2 separate regions of the Homo sapiens genome follow, and region 1 is linked to region 2. The links are chromatin loops, found by intact Hi-C in ENCODE. Cell type or tissue: heart left ventricle. All regions are shown on one strand. Links, peaks and the distances in the headings refer to the core of each region. The heading gives the core; the rest is flanking DNA.

Region 1 (10,386 bases), core at 1,024-9,023, 170 kb after region 2:
ATGGATGACAATATCATACATTCCTGCACAGATGCTACATTTTGTTACCTTGTATTGTTAATCTGCTTATCTAATATTCTTGTACTCATGACCTAACTCTACTACTTCATTTATATGCTTTTTAAGGTGTGTGATGAAACCTTATATCTGTTTTGGCTCTTAGCACATTCCTGTATACAATATAAAGCAAGCTATTATACTTGATGAATAGCTTTTGGTAAAATATTTTTTTTTTTCATGAAGCTATCCTAGAGATTGAAGAGGTCTTAATCCATTTGATCTAGGGCTGAGTGAAAAAGTCCATGTTTACGAATCTAAATCCCTTCATGATTTTATGGTCCATGATTGTATATCCTTTTATCTTTCTACAGTGGAGAGTTTTACTCTTTTTAGTCTATGTTTTCATGCAGAAGCTGTCACCCTTGATAATTTTATTGCCTTCCCTAAACCTTGGGTGCGTATTTTTTCCTTGAGGTGCAAATCGTTACTGCACACAGTATAACAGGTGCACTTAGTTAACCATTATTGTAGCCTATTAAAAACACATTTAGTTTGGGTTCTTTAATTTTGTCTTTTATTCTTTCACTTACAGGTTATTTCTGACAGTCTTCTGTAAAGTTTTTAAGAAGAACCAAGTTGAGGGGAGGGATTGGGGGAAGCTGGCATTTCATAGTCACATCATTTTTGTGTTAAGTGGAATTGGATGTGGGGTTTTTTGTACTATTTAATACAACTAAAACCTGATTGAATTCTATTTAAAGAAATAACTGCAGGGTGCCTTAGCCTCATGAATTATTTTTCATCACTTCAGTTATGTTGAAAATGGATTTTATTTATGTTAACTGGTCAGAACAATTGTGAGGACAGTATTTTTGCAAAGCATTATTTAGCTACTAAATTATTTTTTTTTAAGCCGCTAGATTCCAAGGGGTTTTGTGGCTTGCCACATCAAACAGTGATTATCTAAAACATAGGGTAAGAGGGCAGCTGATCACCCAATGCACTTCCCACAAGTAACTCTGCCAGGAGGTTTTTGGAGAACCCCAAGGCAGAAGTATTTTAATACCAGGGATGAACATTTTATTCAGTACATTTATACATCTTGAAGAAACACTCAGGGAATAGCGACAGGCTTTGTACACATATCTTGGACATCTTTCTGCAAATGTCAACCCCTTTAGTGTACCTCTTTTAAAATACAGCTACTCGTAGGAGAGGTCAGACCATATTGAGCAGTGAGAGATTTATTAAAGTTTAGTTGGCATCCAGATAGGTGCAATAATTTAACATTAGGTAAGTTGGAATAAGGGTTGATGTGCTCCTAGGGAAGGTGAGAGTGTCAGCAGGGAGGAGAGAGTAGAAAGTAACCAAAAACATTGTTCTCTGACTTCCTACTTGGTTCTGGTGGCCTTATGTATGTTACCCCAAATCAGCTTTCTGGCTTCTACTGTCACACATTCAACATCTGATCTGAAAGAACACATGATGCAATGAAAAAAGAAGGAAATGTATTGACCTCTAATATGCATGAGAGGCAAAGTTTTTGATAGTTCATATATGCATAGAACTAGGACAAGTGGGTGCTGGTGTTACATTTTGAATGGCTGTGTTCTGCATCTGTGAATTTGACACTATTGTACATATTACAGTTGGCCCTCCGTATCCATGGGTCCTGCATCCACAGATCCAAACAACTGTGGATTGAAAATATTAGAATAAAACTAAAACAACGAACAGTATAACAATAAAAATAATACCGATTTTAAAACAATACAGTATGACAGCTATTTACATAGCATTTACGTTGTAGTTAGTTACTAAAAGAAACCTAGAGATGATTTAAAGTATGCAGGAGGATTTTGGTATCTACGAGCGTCCTGGAGCCAGTCCTCCAAGGATACTGAGGGATGACTGTATATGCACAAACTACCTTTCTGTTTGCAAGGCTGCTATTTACAAGTGTGAATGAGGCATAAACCCCTAAAGTAGCCCAGTCTTACATTCTTCTTTGACCTTTTTTACACCTCTTTTGTATTTAATATTTAGATTGTCAGAATGGTGAAGAATTTAAAAGGCAGCCCAATAACTCTGTCGATAGGTGATGGTGCCAATGATGTTAGTATGATCTTGGAATCCCATGTGGGAATAGGTAAGATACATCTAATGAGATGGCAGCTGTGAAAAGTATCAGTATTGCTTTTAGGTAGTGTGGTCTTACATTCTAGAGTGACTGTTTTGGTTACTCATCTTGAATTTGAATTTTGGAATGATAATTGTTAATTAAATGGAGGCCTCATCTGATCATGCAACATGTCCATCCCAAGGTCCTACCCCATGGTAGAAATGTAGCAATGTAACAAAGTTAAAGGATATTTTTCAATTAGCCAAGTAGAGTGAATTTCCCAAAGCTACTGGCAGCACAATTGATTGTTTAGCTCTTACTTTGACAGCATGCATGAAATTTTTATTGATTTTCTGCCCCTGGCCAGACTGCCTGCTTATGTTGCTGTACTATATCTTTTGACATCTCAACTGTTTGGGGCTAAGAAATGATAATTGGTTGGCTGTTTTTCAACATGGCAGTATTAATGGGTGGTTTGGGCTGTAGTGTTGAATTTATATATTGACATGCAACAACAGCTTTTCCACCACCTGTACCATTTTTTTTCCCTTCTCTGGTTGCTATTAGGCAACACAACTAACTCCCCAGCAAGTTAGTTAGCTAGTTTGTTTGTTTTGGCAGGGTGGTGGGGCCAGATATGGAATTCATATCTTGGGAATTATTGTACTGCAGTTTAGGTTCCCAAACTGTTCTTTTCATTTGGAAGTATTCCTATTTCTTGTGCAACTTGAAGTACTACTCATTGGTTATCCAAGTGTCAAATGGCCTAAAGCTGCTCGAGCTCATAGAACCCTTGCGCTGCTAGTCAGGGTTTCATACATGAAAGAATTTCACCGTCTTCTCATTGAACTCCTAGACCACAAACCCCAGGTTTCTGAGTTCCCTTAATATAGCACCTAGTCTAGCGTCATACACAATTAAGCACTTACTGAGTGACTTAATTATTTTTAAGTTGAGTTTTTTTCTTCAGATAATTTTTACCTTGTAATGATTGAAATAATGATTCTATTTAATTGTTGTATACTGTATTACGAATAGGGAGTTACCAGTTAAACTTAGTTAAATTATTTGGTAAGTCTCAGTGTCACTGTTAAAGAAAGCTCTTTTGGTTTTTAAAAAAGGAAAACTAATTGATAGAATTGAACTATAACATTAAACCAAGTTGAAACTGTGAAGATAAATCAGGGAGTCATTTATTCTAGAAAATGCTCACCATATAGAGATACTCTCTTTTAGGTATTAAAGGCAAAGAAGGTCGCCAAGCAGCTAGGAATAGCGATTATTCTGTTCCAAAGTTTAAACACTTAAAGAAACTGCTGTTGGCTCATGGACATCTATATTATGTGAGAATAGCACACCTTGTACAGTACTTCTTCTATAAGGTATGTGATAAAATATATGTAATTTAATTTCTTTTTAATCCAGCATTGGCTCAGCTTGGTCATGGTTTTGTTCTTCCTTTTTTTTTTTTAATGCTGCTTTTGATATCTCATACTGAAATTTGCAGTCAACAAAGCAGAGGTGGTCTATTGGATGAATCAGAAACCAGAAATGCCTTTTGATGCAAAATTTTTGATAGGAATTTTTAAGCCCTCCTTATTGAAATGTAAATTAAATACAATAAAGTGTATTCATCAAAAGTGTACAGTTCCATGAGTTTTGCCAAATGTATACATCCATGTAACCATTACACCAATCAAAAAATAGAACATTTTGGCTTGGTAGTGGCTCATTCCTGTAATCCTAGTGCTTTTGGAGGCCAAGGCGGGAGGATCACTTGAGGTCAGGATTTTGAGACCAGCCTGGGCAATAATATGAGACCTTGTCTCTACAAAAATAAAAATTTTCTAAAATGAAATTTTTGCAGTCATTTCTAATTGTCTATAAGCATGTCAACCAAGAGAACCAGTGGTAACACTTTGATATGTGACCTTGCTGGTCTTTTGTCTGTACAAATTAACATATGTACTTTTTTTATACTTTTATACACTATACACTACATTGAGGTTTTTACAATTTTTTTGAGATATAATTTAACAAAATTCACCTTTTTTTAAAGAAAAATTTTCTTAAAGACAGAGTCTCACTCTGTTGCTCAGGCTGGAGTGCAGTGGCGCGATCTCGGCTCACTGTAGCCTCTGCCTCCTGGGTTCAAATGATGCTCATGCCTCAGCTTCCCGAGTAGCACATGCCACCACACCTGGCTGATTTTTGTGTTTTTAATAGAGACAGGGTTTCACCATGTTGGCCAGGCCGGCCTCAAACTCCTGACCTCAAGTGATCTGCCCCCCTCAGCCTCTCAAAGTGCTGGGATTACAAGCTTGAGCCACCATGCTTGGCCTAAAATTCACCATTTTAAAGTGTATAATTCAGTTACTTATAATGTGTTCACTATGATGTGCAACCATCATCATTGTCTAATTCTAAAACTTTTCTATCATTTCCAAAAGAAACCTTGTACGTATTGGTATAATACATATTGCTTTGCACTTTGCCTTTTTCACTTAATTTATGTTGTGAACATTTTTCTCACCCAATTTAATATTCTTCCAAAACATGATAATTGTGCAACATTGCAAATCCCCAATATTGGACACTGAAGTAGTTTCCTCAACAATACCTTGGTTTCCGTTTTATCACCAAGCATTAGCGTATACGTTAGACTGAGTCTGCATACTTGTTATTGTCTACCAGGGAATAGAATTTACCAAATTTCTTAATTAGATTCTAGTTTGTAGGTAGAGTATTTAGTGCATCTTCCAACTACTCAAATCATATAGTATTTAGTATATAATTCAAGTAGTTATGATATTTGAATTTCATACCCTATATTTTATAAGAGTTAAAGCTCAGCACCTGATTTTGTGTGTCAGTTGTCTATAGTCAACCCTAGGTCTTTCTTACTAACTTTATATTTAAAGAAAATACATATTTATAAAACTATGAACCCAGTTTCACAAATTTTCTAAGACCCTGGTAGCCAGTATCTGCTGGTAGCCAGGCCAAACACTGTGGAGGAGGAAAATGATGATAATGATGATGGTAACCCAATATGTGTAAGGTATTTTGTGAGTTCACAAAATCACTTTTTAAAAAATGTAATCCTCACAAACATCCTATGAGTCAAGTAGTAGTATCTCCATTTAAAATACATGGAAAGTAGAGCTCAGAGAGATGGTATAACTTGCCTTTGGCTTTCCATCCAGGAGGTGACAGAGCTAGATGTTCCACCATAGATTCATTTACTCCAAATCCAGGACTTTTTATGTGTCACAGTTAGGGTCTTTTGGGCCTTGCACCCAGTAACAGCAGCTCATGGAAATAAAGGGTTATTCTCTCTTGACCTTCACCTAGTAGGAGATCCCTTGAAGATTTGTCATACAGATCTGCCTAGTAATCTGAACCTATTTCAGAGGCTTATTTTGCCTCTTTTGAGTTTTGGCCTGCAATTTAAGCAACTGCCACCAGATGGAAGGAATGCTCTGTTAAGGAGAGCAAAACAAGCGTTAAAATGGCAAATGTTGACCAGTGGTTATTTATGTAGATGATATCCTCTGTCTTCGTTAGTATCTCTAGGCCCATTATCATCTTGGTTACTGACTCAGCAGTATTTCTTTTTTATTACTATCTTTTGTGCGAAGAGGATTTCTAAAATTTTCAACTCTATTTGGCTGAGCTGAGAAGTCTTTCCATCCTCTCGCCATTGCATCTTCAAATTGTTATTGCCCACTCCCGGAGTACTTCAGTGACAGGTCTTCCTGCCTTCTGTTTCTCCATTTAATCCTCCTTACATAATTCAACTAGATTAGTGTTTAAAGAATGCCACTTTTCAACTTGTCCCTTAGAACCTTTACTCTCCACCGTCTCAGCTTTAGTCTGGCTTTTAATGCACCCCACAGTGTGACCCTGTCTTACCATATAAGTTTAAAATATATACATTCTTGCCTTGGTTCCTGCCATCAACATGTCCTATTCATCTTTATTCATAGTTCGAGTTCTAAGTTGTTTATTCAATCGGTGAACAAATATATTTTAAATGTGTTACCATGTGCCAAGGCCTGTTTTAGGTGCTTGAGGATACACCATGGAATAAGACAGGCAGTGTCCCTTTTCTCATGAGACTTACATTCTGGTGGGTGAGGTAGATACCTGCTCTCCCTTCTCAATGGAGCATCCCCATGATCCCCACTGAGCTCTACCTGCTTCAACCTCAGAACACTTATTTTTTTCATAAACTGTGACTCTAGGAATACTATGGACTATATTTTGCATTGTACCAGAACTGATAATGTATAAATGAGTGTTGCTTTTCCAGGTGATGACCTTGGGAGCTCTGACTCATGCTGCAGGGGCAATTCAAAACCTGTTGAGCTCATTTCTTTAGAAACATCCTCCAGAGCCAGTAGTACATTGATCGAAATATCCTCAGCTGTGGTAGATGTTCATCTTTTGAGGTTGCATTTGATTTTTAAAAACAGTCTCAAGTCTCCTAGAGCTAATTCTGGAGAAATTAGCTGACAGAAGGGAGGAGACTGGTTTTCTGGCATGACTGGAAAGTGGGCTCTTGAAGGGGCTTCTTGAAGAGAAGTTCAGAGACATCATGACCAAGTAACAGTAAAAAAGCTCACAGCCTGCTTTGAAGGATAGCACTTATTTGAAAATTCTCGTGCTGGTAGTTTTGCTTAAAGACATTACTTTCAGTATTTTATAATCACACTTAGTAGCTTTTACTACCTTATGAATTCCCAGCTTGTGTTTCTTTTCTGCTTGTCTTTTTAGTATTTCTCAAATTAAATAATAAGTCCCTTAGGACAGTGGTCCCCAACCTTTTTGGCACCAGAGACCTCGGGCCCTAATGCTCACTTGCCTGCCACTCACCTCCTGCTGTGCAGCCTCGGGGGAGGGGCGGGGGAGCCCTGACTTAGGAAAAAGAAGTTGACTCTTTTTTTGTTATCATCTGTGTGCCACCTTTGTGTGTAGTAGATGCTCAGTAATGATATGTTGATTGTTTGATGAGGTAGTAATAAAGGCATTAAAGCGTTAGTTGATATTGTTAGTGTCAACATAATCTATAATAATTTCCCAACTATTTATTGGCATTAATTGACTTTAAATGTACACTTACAGCATTGTCAGTCTACTATATGATTTGCAAATCTAATTGGTGTTAAAGATACAGTATCATTAGGTGTTCATATTGGAGGAGCTCATTTATTTCCTGGAAGAAGGACAGCAACAGATTCTCATAAAGTAAATAAGATCCTCTTCTGCCTTGATAGGGCAAAAGTTGGCCTTAATATGAATTAATCATTGTTTTAGTTGTTTCCTTATGTCTGTGGAATAGAGGTTTATTGCATTCTGACATTAGAAGGATTTAGGAATAATTATAAACTATTTGGAATATAGTTTCCCATTTTAGTTTAGCAAGTTGATTAAGTGAAAATGTTAATCCTTGTCTTAATTTTTTTTTTTCAGAACCTTTGTTTCATTTTGCCACAGTTTTTGTACCAGTTCTTCTGTGGATTCTCACAACAGGTTTGTTTCTCAAGTTATTCGTTATAATATAGTTTACATTTGCTGTTAATAAATTACCCTTATATATTAGATTTCTAGAGATTAGAGATGTATGTACAAAGTAAAATGATCTCTTGGTTTTGACAACAGCAAATGTTTATGTCTTTGCTTTTCTAGTTTTCTTATTGTTACCTTCATTTTGAAATGCTTTTGGTACATCCTGTTGGAGTTGTGATAACATTAAAAAGAGTATTTTGAATTTTTTCTTTTTATCAATGTATAAAAAGTGTTTCATAATTCTAAAATGTTATAGTTTAATATTTCATCAAATGGAATCTCCCAACTTTGCAGGCTTTCAGGTTAGTTTTATAGAAAAGCATTAATCTTTAAGCTAGCCAAGAACCTGTGATTCCTAGAGAAAGCTTTGGATTACGTAAAGCAGCTATAGATGTTTTGCCTTCTATTGTTTTCTGAACATGTATTACATAAGGAATATGCTATATATTAACTTGATACATAAGTGGTAGGATGGCGAGACATCTTTGTTTTAAAAACTGAAATGGATTTGGCATTGCTTCTAGTGGGAGGTATAGCGAAATACAGCGAAATACAGGAGCTATAGTACTCAGTGACTCAGAAATTTTATAATTAATCTATGAGAAGTTCAGTGATTTTGCCAAACTGAGCTACCACATTGCCATAGGTGTTAAGTTTCTAAATTTCAAAGGCAAGCTTTATATATGCTTCTGTGAATACAAAGTACACTTATGAATACACTTATGTATTCTTCTTGGGTCCTCCTGGTAGGAAGTGATTTTTTCCTAATTCTTTGGCAGTTTTTTTTTTTTTTTTTTTTTTTTACTTTTAGGTTCAGGAGTGCATGTGCAGGTTTATGTAGGTAAACTCATGCCACAGGAGTTTGGTGTTCAGTTTATTTTGTCACCCAGGTAAAAAGTATAGTACCTGATAGGTAGCTTTTTGATCCTCTCCCTCCTCTCACTCTCCACCCTGAAGTAGACTCCAGTGTCTGTTGTTCCCTTCTTTGTGTCCATATGTTCTCATTGTTTAGCTCCCACTTATAAGTTAGAATATGCTGTATTTGGTTTTCTGTTTTTGTGTTAGTTTGCTTAGGATGATGGCTTCCAGCTCCATCCGTGTTGCTGCAAATGACATGATCTTATTTTTTATGGTTGCATAGTATTTAATGGTATATATGTACCACATTTTCTTTATCCAGTCTACCATTGATGGGAATTTAGGTTGATTACATATCTTTGATATTATGAAGAATGCTGCAGTAAACGTGTATATGTGTCTTTATGGTAGAATAATTTATATTCCTTTGGGTATATACCCAGTAATGGGATTGCTGGGTTGAATGGTAATTCTGTTTTAAGGTCTTTGAGGAATCATCACACTGCTCTCCACAATGGCTAAACTAATTTACATTCTCACCAGCATTCTGCAAGTGTTCCCTTTTCTCTGCAACCTTGCCAGCATCTGTTACTTTTTTGACTTTTTAATAATAGCCATTCTGACTGGTGTGAGATGGTATCTCGTTTTTGTTTTGATTTGCATTTCTCTAATGATTAGTGATGTTGAGCGTTTTTTCATATGCTTGTTGGCTGCGTGTATGTCTTTTGAAAAGTGTCTGTTCGTGTCCTTTGCCCACTTTTTAATGGGGTGGTTTGATTTTTGCTTATAAATTTATGTAAGTTCCTTACAGATGCTGGATATTACATATTTGTCACATTCATCATTTGTAAATATTTTCTCCCATTTTGTAGGTTGTCAGTTTACTCTGTTGATAGTCATCTTCTTGTATGCAGAAATTCTTTATTTAATTAGGTAACATTTGTCAGTTTTTGTTTTTGTTGCTATTGCTTTCAGCATCTTTGCGATGAAATCTTTGCCAGCTCCTGTGTCCAGACTGGTATATCCTAGGTTATCTTCCAGGGTGGTTATAGTTTTAGGTTTTACATTTAAGTCTTTAATCCATCTTGAGTTGATTTTTGTATATGGCATAAGAAACGGGTCCAGTTTCAATCTTCTGCATGTGGCTAGCAAGTTATCCTAGTGCCATTTATTGAATAGGGATTCTTTTCCCCATTGCTTGTTTCTGTCAGCTATGTTGAAGATCACATGGTCATAGATATGTGGCCTTTTTTCCGGGCTCTCTATTCTGTTCCATTGGTCTGTTTTTGTATCAGTACCATGCGGTTTTGGTTACTGTAGCCTGTAGTATAGTTTGAAGTCAGGTATTGTAATGCCTCCAGCTTTGTTCATTTTGCTTAGGATTGCCTTGGCTATTTGGGCTCTTTTTTGGTGCCATATGAATATTAAAATATTTATTTCTAATTCTGTGAAGAATGTAATTAGTAGTTTGATAGGAATAGCATTGAACTTGTAAATTGCCTGGGGCAATATGACCATTTTAACAATATTGATTCTTCCTATCCAAGAGCATGGAATGTTTTTCCATTTGTTTGTGTCATCTCTGATTTCTTTGAGCAGTGTTTTGCAATTTTCATTGTAAAGATCTTTCACCTCACTGGTTAGCTGTATTTCTAGGCATTTCATTATTTTTGTGGCTGTTGTGAATGGGATTATGTTACTGATTTGGCTCTCAGCTTGGATGTTGTTGGTGTATAGGATTGCTACTGATTTTTGTACATTGATTTCGTATCCTGAAACTTCGCTGAAGTTATCAGGTCAAGGAGCTTTTGGGGCAAGACTATGAGGTTTTCTAG
Region 2 (10,386 bases), core at 1,258-9,257:
AGGTGTGGTGGCTCACGCCTGTAATCCCAGCACTTTGGGAGGCTGAGGCAGGTGGATCACTTGAGGTCAGGAGTTCGAGACCAGCCTGGCCAACATGGCGAAAGCCCGTCTCTACTAAAAATACAAAACTTAGTAGGGCGTGGTGGTGGGTGCCTATAATCCCAGCTACTCAGGAGGCTGAAGCAGGAGAATTGCTTGAACCCGGGAGGCGGAGGTTGCAGTGAGCCACGATCGTGCAACTGCATTCCAGCCTGGGCGAGAGAGTGAGACTTGGCCTCGAAAAAAAAAAAGAAGTAATTTCTACAGAATCTTGAAGGCCAAACTTCACCTCAGTGAACTTATTGTGGCTCCTAGCGATTGCCTCTTCCCTTCCACGGTGATTTTTAAAAAAACAAAACTATCCTTTTAATGGTCAGTTATAGAACCTTACCTGCCTTCAATATTATGATTACTAGAATATATCTTCTTCCTCTTTTTGAAAAACAAGACAATATTAGATAATCACTCAGTCCCTTTGGACTTCTGCCATTCTCCATGATTACTAACCTCATCTGTCAGTACCCTAGGATGTAATTAATATGGGCTATTTGGAGGGCAATAACAGGGAGCCCTGATGTCATCTGAGGAAGTGACATTTAAGCTGAGAGCTGAAGGATGAATAGCAACGGTGGGTGAAAGCGTTCCAGCAGAGACTGTTGCCTGTGCAAAAGCTGTCAAGAAAGAAGGAGCTTTGGGAACTCAAGGAACGTAAGCAGACGCGTGGGATAGAGCCTGGTGAGAGGAAAAGTCGTCTACCTGAGGTTAGAGAGGGAAGGCAGAGGTCAGAGAATTCAGGGTTCTTGTTGGTGATGTTAAGGCAGGATTTTGAACTTATGCTAAGAGAGTGGGAAGCTACTGAAAAGTCCTAAGCAGGGGAGTGATTTGATCTGACTTGCTTGCCATAGATTTCTGTGGTTGCAGTGTACAGAATGAATTGGAGGGGCCCAAAAGGAAGATACAGGTAAAACTGATCATAAATAAACATCAAGGCTAGCCTTGAAAGGGGGAAATAAATTTCAAATGGGCAAAAGATAGTCTTACCAGATATGTTTGGAAGCTCAGACAGACAGTTGAATTCCTTCGATTTGCTAATGATGGGGTGATTTAGATGCTAATACAACAGCCTCAATTTTTTCTTTCTTCTTTTTTCTTTTTTTGGTATTAGATGGAAGTGACTCCTTCGCACCGCTCCCCTCCTGCCAGATTACTTGAATTGCTGACCGACCCACAGATCCCAGAAGCAGTTTGCGCTCCTTCGTCACAGGTGTGGCCTACATCCTATGCTCTAGTGGTTGTTTTGCTCACTTGCCATGGTGAGATTTCTGAGGGGTTGAGGTAGAAGGTATGGAAGATTGGGGGTGGGGACAATAGGGAAGAAGAGCTCCTGGGTAATTAGTACAGAAATGGTGCAACAGAACTGAAAGGATTGAGAAAGCACTCCTTCCCTTCTCTCCCTCAGGTAGCAAGCATTATCTAGTCAAGTTGGTAATAAGGACAGAAACAAGACTGTTTCCTCTGAATTCCTACCTGTGGGGCTTCTTTCTGTTGCAGTTAGCTGATCCACCAGAAGAGGTGGTGTTATGTTTCAGGGGTTCTGACAGTTTAGGCAGGAGGAAGTTCATTTTTGCAGTTCTGTTCAATGGAGTTGTCCCAATGAAAATGCTGGCTGAGGGCCTACTTTACATAGTCACAGACAACAGCTTTCTACAACACCTGGGTTTTCTTTGGAAACTGTGAGGAGGCACTAAAAAGAACCAAAATCTTTTTTCTTGTCTTAAAAAAACTCACAAAGGAGTGACTCTGAAGGATGTGTGTGAGAGTAGCTCTAATTTCAGGTTGAGTTTGGATACAGAAAAAATCACCTTGCATAATTTCATGTTTTGCTGAGTATATTTTGATTTGTATGGAATTGCATTAAAAAAAAATAAAGATGAGGTCTTGCTATGTTGCCCAGGCTGGACTCAAACTCCTGGACTCAAGCGATTCTCCTACCTTCGCCTTCCAAAGTGCTGGGATAACAGGTGTGAGCCATCCTGCCCCCAGAATTGCATTTTTTTTTTTTTGAGACGGAGTCTCGCTCTGTTGCCCAGGCTTGAGTGTACTGGCGCGATCTTGGCTCACTGCAACCTCCACCTCCCGGGTTCGAGTGATTCTCCTGCCTCAGCCTCCCGATCCCGAGTAGCTGGGATTACAGGTGCGTGCCACCACGCCCAGCTAATTTTTGTATTTTTAGTAGAGACAGGGTTTCGCTATGTTGTTCAGGCTGGTTTCAAACTCCTGACTTCAGGTAATCTGCCTGCCTCGGCCTCCCATAAAAATACCTGGAATAAAAATCCCATAAAAATGCCTGGAATTGCATTTTTATAGTTGAGCAAATTAGACTGGACCCATGAGTATAGGTGGCGTATTGAAATAAATTGAGAGAATAAATAGCAGAATTATAACAAATAAAAATCAACAATACTGCTATATCTTTTTTGGGGGGTGGGGATGGAGTTTTGCTCTTGTCACCCAGGCTGGAGTGCAGTGGTGCGATCTCGGCTCACTGCAACCTACACCTCCCAGGTTCAAGCGATTCAATTGTCCTGTCTTAGCCTCCTGAGTAGCTGGGACTACAGGCATCCGCCACCACACCTGGATAATTTTTGTATTTTCAGTAGATACAGGGTTTCACCATGTTGCCCAGGCTGGTCTCGAACTCCTGACCTCAGGTGATCCACTCACCTTGGCCTCCCAAAGTGCTGGGATTACAGGTGTGAGCCACCGCGCCTGGCCCAATACTGCTATATCTTGAGGAATCTTAAAATTCCTGTGATTAGGCTGCAGTAACATGACAATGGGTATGTATGAGAGCATAATGCAAACAAAAAAAAATTTCAGGTCTCTAATATTTTTTAAAGTTGATCTGTTTGAATCTATAAGCAAAGTACATTTTTTCCACTTGTTTAACAGAATTGAATTTGGAACGATATTATTTACTATTCACTAGCAAGCACTTGTATCCCCAAATGTCTAAATTAGTTTATTATTTTATTGATAAGGATGTATTTTGGTAAGAATTCTAGACTTATACCTAGAACTAAAGACAATAACCTCCTCCACCTCCCAATTCCAGTATCTAGAATAATGTCTGCCACATAGCAGTCGTTCAACAAATAAACTAGTGAAGAAATTACAGTATTTGCTGTGTTCAATAAAAGTAAAGCTAGAGGCCGGGCATGGTGGCTCACGCCTGTAATCCTAGCACTTTGGGAGGCCGAGGCGGGTGGATCACCTGAGGTCAGGAGATCGAGACCTGGGCAAGATGGTGAAACCCCGTCTCTACTAAAAATACAAAAATTAGCCGGGTGTGGTGGCAGGCATCTGTAATCCCAGCTACTTGGGAGGCTGAGGCACGAGAATCACTTGAACCCAGGAGGCAGAGGCTGCAGTGAGCCAAGATCGCGCCACTGCACTCCAGCCTGGGTGACAGAGTGAGACTGTCTCAAAAAAAAAAAAAAAAAAAAGGTAAAGCTAGAAAGCTAGAAAATAACTCTATTTGAAAATCTTTAAAGCAGTAGAGAGCAAAACTTTAGATCTCTTTTGTCAATAAAATATCATAATATCTGATTAATATAAATATAAATTTAACATAAATCTTAAAAATCATTAGATACAGGCTCAACTGTGAGCAGAGAAGGAATCATAAGAGGGGAAGAATTGAAAACGGTTGGTTTTACTTCTTGGCAGTTAGGACAGTTTGGGAACAAACCTTAGGTCTCCTGCATTTGCATTTTATTGGGAGATGGGCTTCTCGTTGATCGCAGAATGAAGTTCAAACTTCGTAACATGTTTTTGAAGAGTTTTAGATTTTAGCTTTCGTTCGAGCCGCCCTTACCTACACGTCCTGGGCGTCTGCCACTACAGCGTGATCTCTTTCTTAGTTTGTCCTGCGCTTTTTCACCGACCTCTCCCTCTACCCTGGACTTTGTCCCCTTGGGCTCAGTCAGGTCCCTCTAAAGCCTTCCCACGTTTCAAGGGCTAGTTTAATCTCCAGGGCTTTTAGGAAAACTTCCCAAACCCCATTTTCAGATGCAATGTCGCTCTCCCCTATTTCTCTAGCACTTTGAACTCTAGCTATTATTAAATTCTAACGTGGCATTTTCGCTTGTTTGTATCCCCCAACCAGATTGCGACCACCCTGTTGGGGAGGTCTTTTAAGAAATCGCTGTGTCCAGCCCTGGCACAGTGCCTGGTACAAAGAAAATTCCCAGCAAAGGTTTGTTGAAATGAATCCGAACTCCGGAGGGTAAAGGAGAAGCGCCTATGCCTAGTAGTAAAGGCCTATTCGCGACCTTTGGGAAGGCCTGTGGTGTGGCTGGGCCCTGTCCCCAGCTCTAAACTGGCAGGAGAACGCGGCGAGGCGGAAGACTCGTGTAAGAGTCTCTGAACTCCCTTTCCTTCTTTTTGACTTTTATAGAAGAATCTGCAAGTTCTTCTCCAACAGCCTTGGGCCCCGCCTTAAGGGGCGGTGAAAAGGGGTGGGGTTGTGGTAGTTGGGAGGGATGCCCAGCCTCGTGGCAATTCTGGACTCGCTTTTCTTTTGTAATTTTTAAAGTTTCGCAAATTCCAGCTCTAAGCTGGGGGCCGAGGGTGTAGAGGGTTTCCTGATGCGCACATTTTGCGTTCCAGGGAAAGCTCCCAGGATTCGGAGCTTTGCCTAATTTAGCCTTCTCACATGTCCCACCGCTAGGAAGGCTACCGAGTGCGCCCGGCCTCCACACCCAGCCGGCCGGCGTGGAGAACCCGCTGTTCAGCCCGCGCTTCCTTCTTCAACCCTCTGGGCAAACCCGGGACTAGCGTGTGGGGGAGCTCCCAGCCCGCGGTACCAGGCGAAGTAGGGGGACGGTTGGACTACAACTCCCAGGCTGCCCCGGGAGCAAGGAGGGGGAGGGGGCGAGCGGGAGGGGCCTGGGTGGGGCGGGGTGGGGGTCAGGGAAATCCCGCCCCGCTGCGCAGCAGCAACGACACAAAGCCTGACTTTACAACCTCAGAGAAAGTGGAAGTAAGAAGGCTTAGGTGGGCAGGCAGGACGAGAGAAAGACTGAGAGGAGGGAAAGCCGCGTAGGTGGGAGTACAGCGGCGCGAGGGTCGAGGGGGAACCCTCGTCGGTGCAGATGAGGAGGGTGGGCTTTCAGAACTAGTCCCCCCTCGCACCCCGCCCCGCCCCTCCCGCGCTGGGGTCTTCACGGTGCCCTGCCTCAGAGCCCGGCTCCACCACGCCCGGAAGAGGGAGTCTGGCCGTCGGCTGGCTCAGGGCGGGCCGGTTGGCTGTACCCAGGCTCCCTGGCCCGAGTGCGGGACCAGAGCGCGGGGCGGCGCGGCAGCCGCGGACCGAGGAGGGGCTGCGAGCGAAACGGCGCGGCGCGGCACGGCGGACGAGTTAGGGCCGGGGCGAGGGAGGCTGTGGCTCCCGACAGAGACAGGGGAGTAGTGTCGGGCTGAGGCGAGGTGAGGCGCGGGGTGCCTCGGGAGGGTTCCCCGTGCCCCGAGGGGGGCGGCCGCGGAGTCCAGCGGGGAGGCGGGCGGTGGTGCCGCGTCGGGGAAGAGCGCATCCCGCGGGGTGCCGAGCCCGGCGCTGGCGGAGAGACGGGGGCGCCCCCTCCCCACAGGAGGAGCCTCGCGCTCCTCCGCCATCCTTCCCCCGCGCGGCGGGCTCGCCTTCTCAGTGGGTGCTGCGCGAGCTGCCGGCCCGGGGTGCCGGGGCCAGATAAGGGCGATCCGCGGGGCCGCCGCCCCCGGGTCAGGCAGGCCGGGGGCGGGCCGCGAGTGAGGCGGGGCGGCGGCTAGGCTGCGGGCGGCTGGGGGGCGGGGGAGCGCGGAGAGCCGAGGGGGGCAGGCGGCGAGCGGGTGGCCCGGCCGCCCGCCTCGCTGCTCCGCTTGGCGCCGCCGGCCCACGCCGCAGTGTGTTTTGTGGACGGCGCCTTCCCAGACAGCCCGGTAGAGCCCAGCTCAGCGCCCGGCAGCCTTCGACGCGATGTTCCGCCGGAGCTTGAATCGTTTTGTAAGTACACTCGCTGCGGCTCCGCGCGTGCCGGTTTGCTTGCTCGCCAGCCCCTTCGCCGGGTCCCTCACAACAATTTTCTGAGGGGGCAGTTACGTCTCTGGGAGACACCACCACCCCTCTTCTTCCTTTTCACCGAAACACGGTGCCCAGGCGGCCGGGGAGGGGAGGCAGGTAGGGCTCTCGGGGTATCCCACCCTCGCCCCCAGGACAATTCGACCAGGGCTTCCCGGAGCTGTTACAAACTCTGCCTGAAACTGGGGGCCGCCTTCGGGCTGGGTGGTGGGGGGGACTCGTGGGGGGACCGACCCGGGGACCCCTCAGTTTGCCAATTAGTCGAAGATGGCGTTTTATTCTCAGGGAGGTTGCTTTCTTTTGTTTCCTCTGCCACGAGCACATGGAGGTAAACCTAGACCTGTCACGGTGGCCCAAAAGAAGAGCTGGGGGCTGAGGGAGCCGGAGACTAGGGCAAGACTCAGCCTTGCCTAGGGCTCAGCCAGCGGGCGGCTTCTGACCGGAGGCCGGGCAAACTTTGGAGACCCAGCCTACAAAGCTCACCTTTAGGGTGTTTGAAAGGCGAGCGTGATTGTCAGGGTGGGCCGGGTGGATGTGCAGCCGCGAGGAGGCTGCGCCGCCACTGCCCGTGCTGCCGATCTCTGGTCTGAAGCCTCGCGGAGGACTGAGCACTCCAGACCTTGAACCCATGGGAGAAGGCGGACTGTGACTGGACTCCTCCGTCCACGTTTACCCCCTTCAGAATCCCCAGAAAAGGGAATTTCATTTTCATGGGAGTTAGCCATAGGGAAAATCGCTTTCTGGCTACTGACTTTTTTGAGTAACCTGTTTACTCCTAGAGGGTACATTAAGAATGGAGCGAAACAGGACCATTTACGTTCCGTGCTGCTATTTGTAGCAACTTCCTTAATTGCAAGAGGTGGTGGCGGGAATAGGATTTTATTTCTGCCAATGATGTGGAAGAAAGGGTTCATCTGCAAATTTTGATTTTTCTGTAGTTAGGAAAAAGGGTTGAAAGCTGAGTGCTTTCCTCTACCTGCCTTAAAATATATCTTTTGAGAACATGTCGATTTGGTTTTATTCATGCAATTATTCCTAATCAAAACGTTGCTAACATTTTTCATACATCGGATATATTTGCTCTCATTTTTCCTTCATTTGAAACTTTCACAAGTGTACACTGGCTAAAAGTAATACTTGCACATCCCTTTTTAGAATAGTGCTGTGTTAATGGTTTTCTAAATGTTGACCCCACCCAGGAACATGCAGTATGAAATTGGAACAGATTATTACCTGTGGCATAGAGCAGTAGAGGTTGTACATATCAATCATCTTGAAATCCGTAGGTGATGGCTTGTACTGATAGCTTTGCTGAAGCAAGTGACTAAAATTGGTTTCTCACATTTAGCCTGAGAATGCAAGCGGGTATTGTTCTTAATAGCTGTTTCACATAGATTCTTGTGATCTTGGAGTGTTGCGTGGGGGTGACAAAAAGGGAAAGGTGGCAATGAAAGCTAATTGTATTTAGGAAAAGGATAATCTTTTCACGTGGCACTCTTATGGTGGAAAACAACTGGGCTCTGAATCATAATAAAATCATTAAACTTAAGTTGTTGAAATCCTTTTTTTTTTTTTTTAAGGATTTGAACATTTGAAACCGAACAACTCAAGTATTGGTCTAAAAGCCCATTGCTTCCCTTTTGCGAAAAGTGATCTGCATCGTATCAGAGTCTAGTAATTAAGCAGTGCTGGCCCAGGAAGCCAGGGCATGCAGTAGAATTTGCAGCAGTTGTTGAGGTGCCAGCCTGCAGGTTTGAGGCTAGTACTTTGCATCCCCGACCAAGATCTCAGCAGAGAATCACTTTTGCTAATACTGAAATGAGCTTTGACCTTATTGTTGCAGCTGGAATATTCAGCTGTTCACATTTTCCTGCGCAGCCATGACTGTGGTAAGTATCAGGAATTTGTACCAGTGCGGTAAGCTGGAAGGTTCTTAGGAGTTGTGTCTGAGCCCTAGGCCCAGGGCAAGGAATTAATCTGCATACCGTTGGACTGAATGTGAAAATTACTATCAAATAATCATTGCTAAAAAACGGCTTCAAAATTTGGGGGAGGGGGGCAATTTTTCCATCTCTTAGATCAGTAAACCATGCGCTGTTCTCCTCTTTTGCCTGACAAATTCTTTGAGGGGTACTTCCATTTGAATTACTAGAAGACTAGAATTAAAGATTTGAGTGGAACTTTGAGACTTTCACAGCAGTATAGATGTAGTCAAGGTTGTGAGTTGTCTTATGATTGTTTTAATATTTTAGAAATAGAGCTATGAATTCCTTTCAAAATGAGTTGTTTTTTTAGTGTACCTGTACGTGTCTGATATTGGTTTTGATTGTGAAATAAATTACAGTGGTGTTGATTGTAGTTGTTGGTTATTGAAAACTAGACTACATATTAGAGAAGTGCTTCCTTTATATTTTAAACCTGACGTGGAAGAATCCCTTAGGATTCTTACAAGCATCATCTTCTATAGCTCAGTTGTGTTTGCTGAATCATTTTTGAAATGCCATTTATTTTTCGAGTTTTCCAATTTCAAGCTAAAAGAAAATAGTGATTCATTGTATTTTTTTAAATACATGGTCTTGACTTCTTTGCCATTAATAACTGTGTTCCTTTCTTTCTGATGAATTATGACTTTCCTTTTGACAGTTTTGAGGTGGAAAGAAATTGGTGGATTTGGTGTATAGCATTTTAGGGTTGAGGCATGTAGAGGGTGTCCTAAAGGATTTAAGAGTTGGATGTCTCTGAGTGCAATAAAAGCACCACCTGTTCTCAAGTCAACATCTCCATAAATACAGTAAATAAGTAATAATAACTCTGTCTGTACAATTTATTTTCTTCAAAGGCATATTTAATCAGAAGTCTGGACTAGTTGAGATTTAAGGGTCATGGACTTTTATGTTATCCTGTCTTGTTTTATTCTTAATGCAATTCCTAGTGACTATAGTAACGTGTTCTCTTGGGTTTAAAGATTTATTGAAAGTCTAAAAACAATTCCCCCCTCTTTTTGGCTTATGAAATTATTTTATACTAAAGATTCAAAATAAGAGATTTCTTGATAAAGTAGGTTGGGGGCTTGGTCAAGAGGATGCTGTCAGTTTAGCTTGTCAGTGATAGTTAACAGGTATGCATTTCTAGACCTTTGATACATGAAAGCTTAATTGTGAGTGTGAAATACTGGAGTACATTTAAATCTCTGATTCTAGAAGCCCTTAAACTGCTTTGGTTTCATAAAGCATGTAGCATATAATCATAATATCACACAGAAGATGCCCAGGACTAGGAAGAAATTAGACTGCATAAGGAAGAATGGAAATTTAAAATAAGACTAAAAAATACAAAATAAGAATTAATGAAATAGGTAGCTAATTTATTGCTTTGAGTCCAAGGCAAGGCTAGTCTAATGAAGCAATATATGGAGGCAATTAAGAAAATAGTTCAGGTAATTGCTTTGTTTTTTCCCCAGGAGCAAGAAGGTTTTTAGTTTCCCCTTTAAACTATCAGAGTAATTAAACATTTTTTTTTTTCTGTTTCACTTTACTAATAATCCTGGCCTGACATTGACGAGCGGGAAAATATTGATTTTATTTTACTGTGTTTAGAAATATATCTGTATGTATGTATTGCAATATTTTTACATTTGCACAACTATTACAAATGGTCTGTGTATCTCGGCTCCCACATGGCTGTTCATAGAGGTCTAGGTTTAGCAGTTGAACTTGACCATACTTAAAAGCAACTTTTTTTTTTTAAATCATATTGTGTTATAATTGCCTTTTAACTTGTATGGCTCCCTAGTCTTTCTCAACATGGAGAGAATTGGCACTGATGCCCTAGGACATGCATTGTTAGTAATAAATTAACATTTTCCTGCGCAGCTGGAGTGAAGGAACCCTAATTGAGAAAGGCTGTCCTAGACAGGGACAGTTCACAGTGTGTTCTTAGCTCCTAGCACAGTGCCTGGTCCCTAGTAGGTGTTCAGTAAAATATTTTTTGAAAGAACAACTTTTGTATGTATCCCATAAATAATAACCTTTACTTACAGATAGTGATTATTGTAAACCCGCTCTTATGCAGAATGAGCAAAGAATGAGTTCTTGTTAGTTGGGGTATACCGTATACATTACTAGTATTCTAAGAATTAGAATAAATACATCTAATGCCGAAAGCTATACTGACCATAGTATAATCTTTTTTTTTTTCCTTTTTTTTGAGATTTATTATGGGAATTGGAT

What was found. A loop is a pair of places that touch in the nucleus more often than their neighbours do. Peaks named below come from ENCODE experiments on the same cell type or tissue, not always from the same donor. Only the 100,000 strongest peaks of a DNase experiment are listed, where the experiment ranks them.
Region 1: it touches region 2 in a loop (2.2-fold over the local background); 6 of 110 quality-filtered maps call a loop at or near these places.

What each region holds. Positions count from the first base shown.
Region 1 is chrX:139,755,079-139,765,464 of GRCh38, reverse strand. It overlaps ATP11C (ATPase phospholipid transporting 11C (ATP11C blood group)), which reads left to right. Exons shown (of 30, transcript NM_001353812.2): 21 at 2,047-2,149; 22 at 3,359-3,504; 23 at 7,598-7,657. Among named protein-coding and RNA genes, the nearest start is that of MCF2, 52 kb to the right of the region's middle. In heart left ventricle, for the core only: a CTCF peak has its summit at 5,589 (motif pointing right); no DNase peak of the experiment used is centred there.
Region 2 is chrX:139,927,712-139,938,097 of GRCh38, reverse strand. It overlaps ATP11C (ATPase phospholipid transporting 11C (ATP11C blood group)), which reads left to right and starts at 5,045. Exons shown (of 30, transcript NM_001353812.2): 1 at 5,045-6,082. The coding sequence starts at 6,056. RefSeq lists enhancers at 4,359-4,408, 4,449-4,798 and silencers at 5,579-5,818, 5,859-6,018. In heart left ventricle, for the core only: a CTCF peak has its summit at 4,868; DNase peaks (open chromatin) are centred at 4,527, 4,947, 5,347 and 5,967; H3K4me3 peaks cover 3,555 bases; H3K27ac peaks cover 1,973 bases.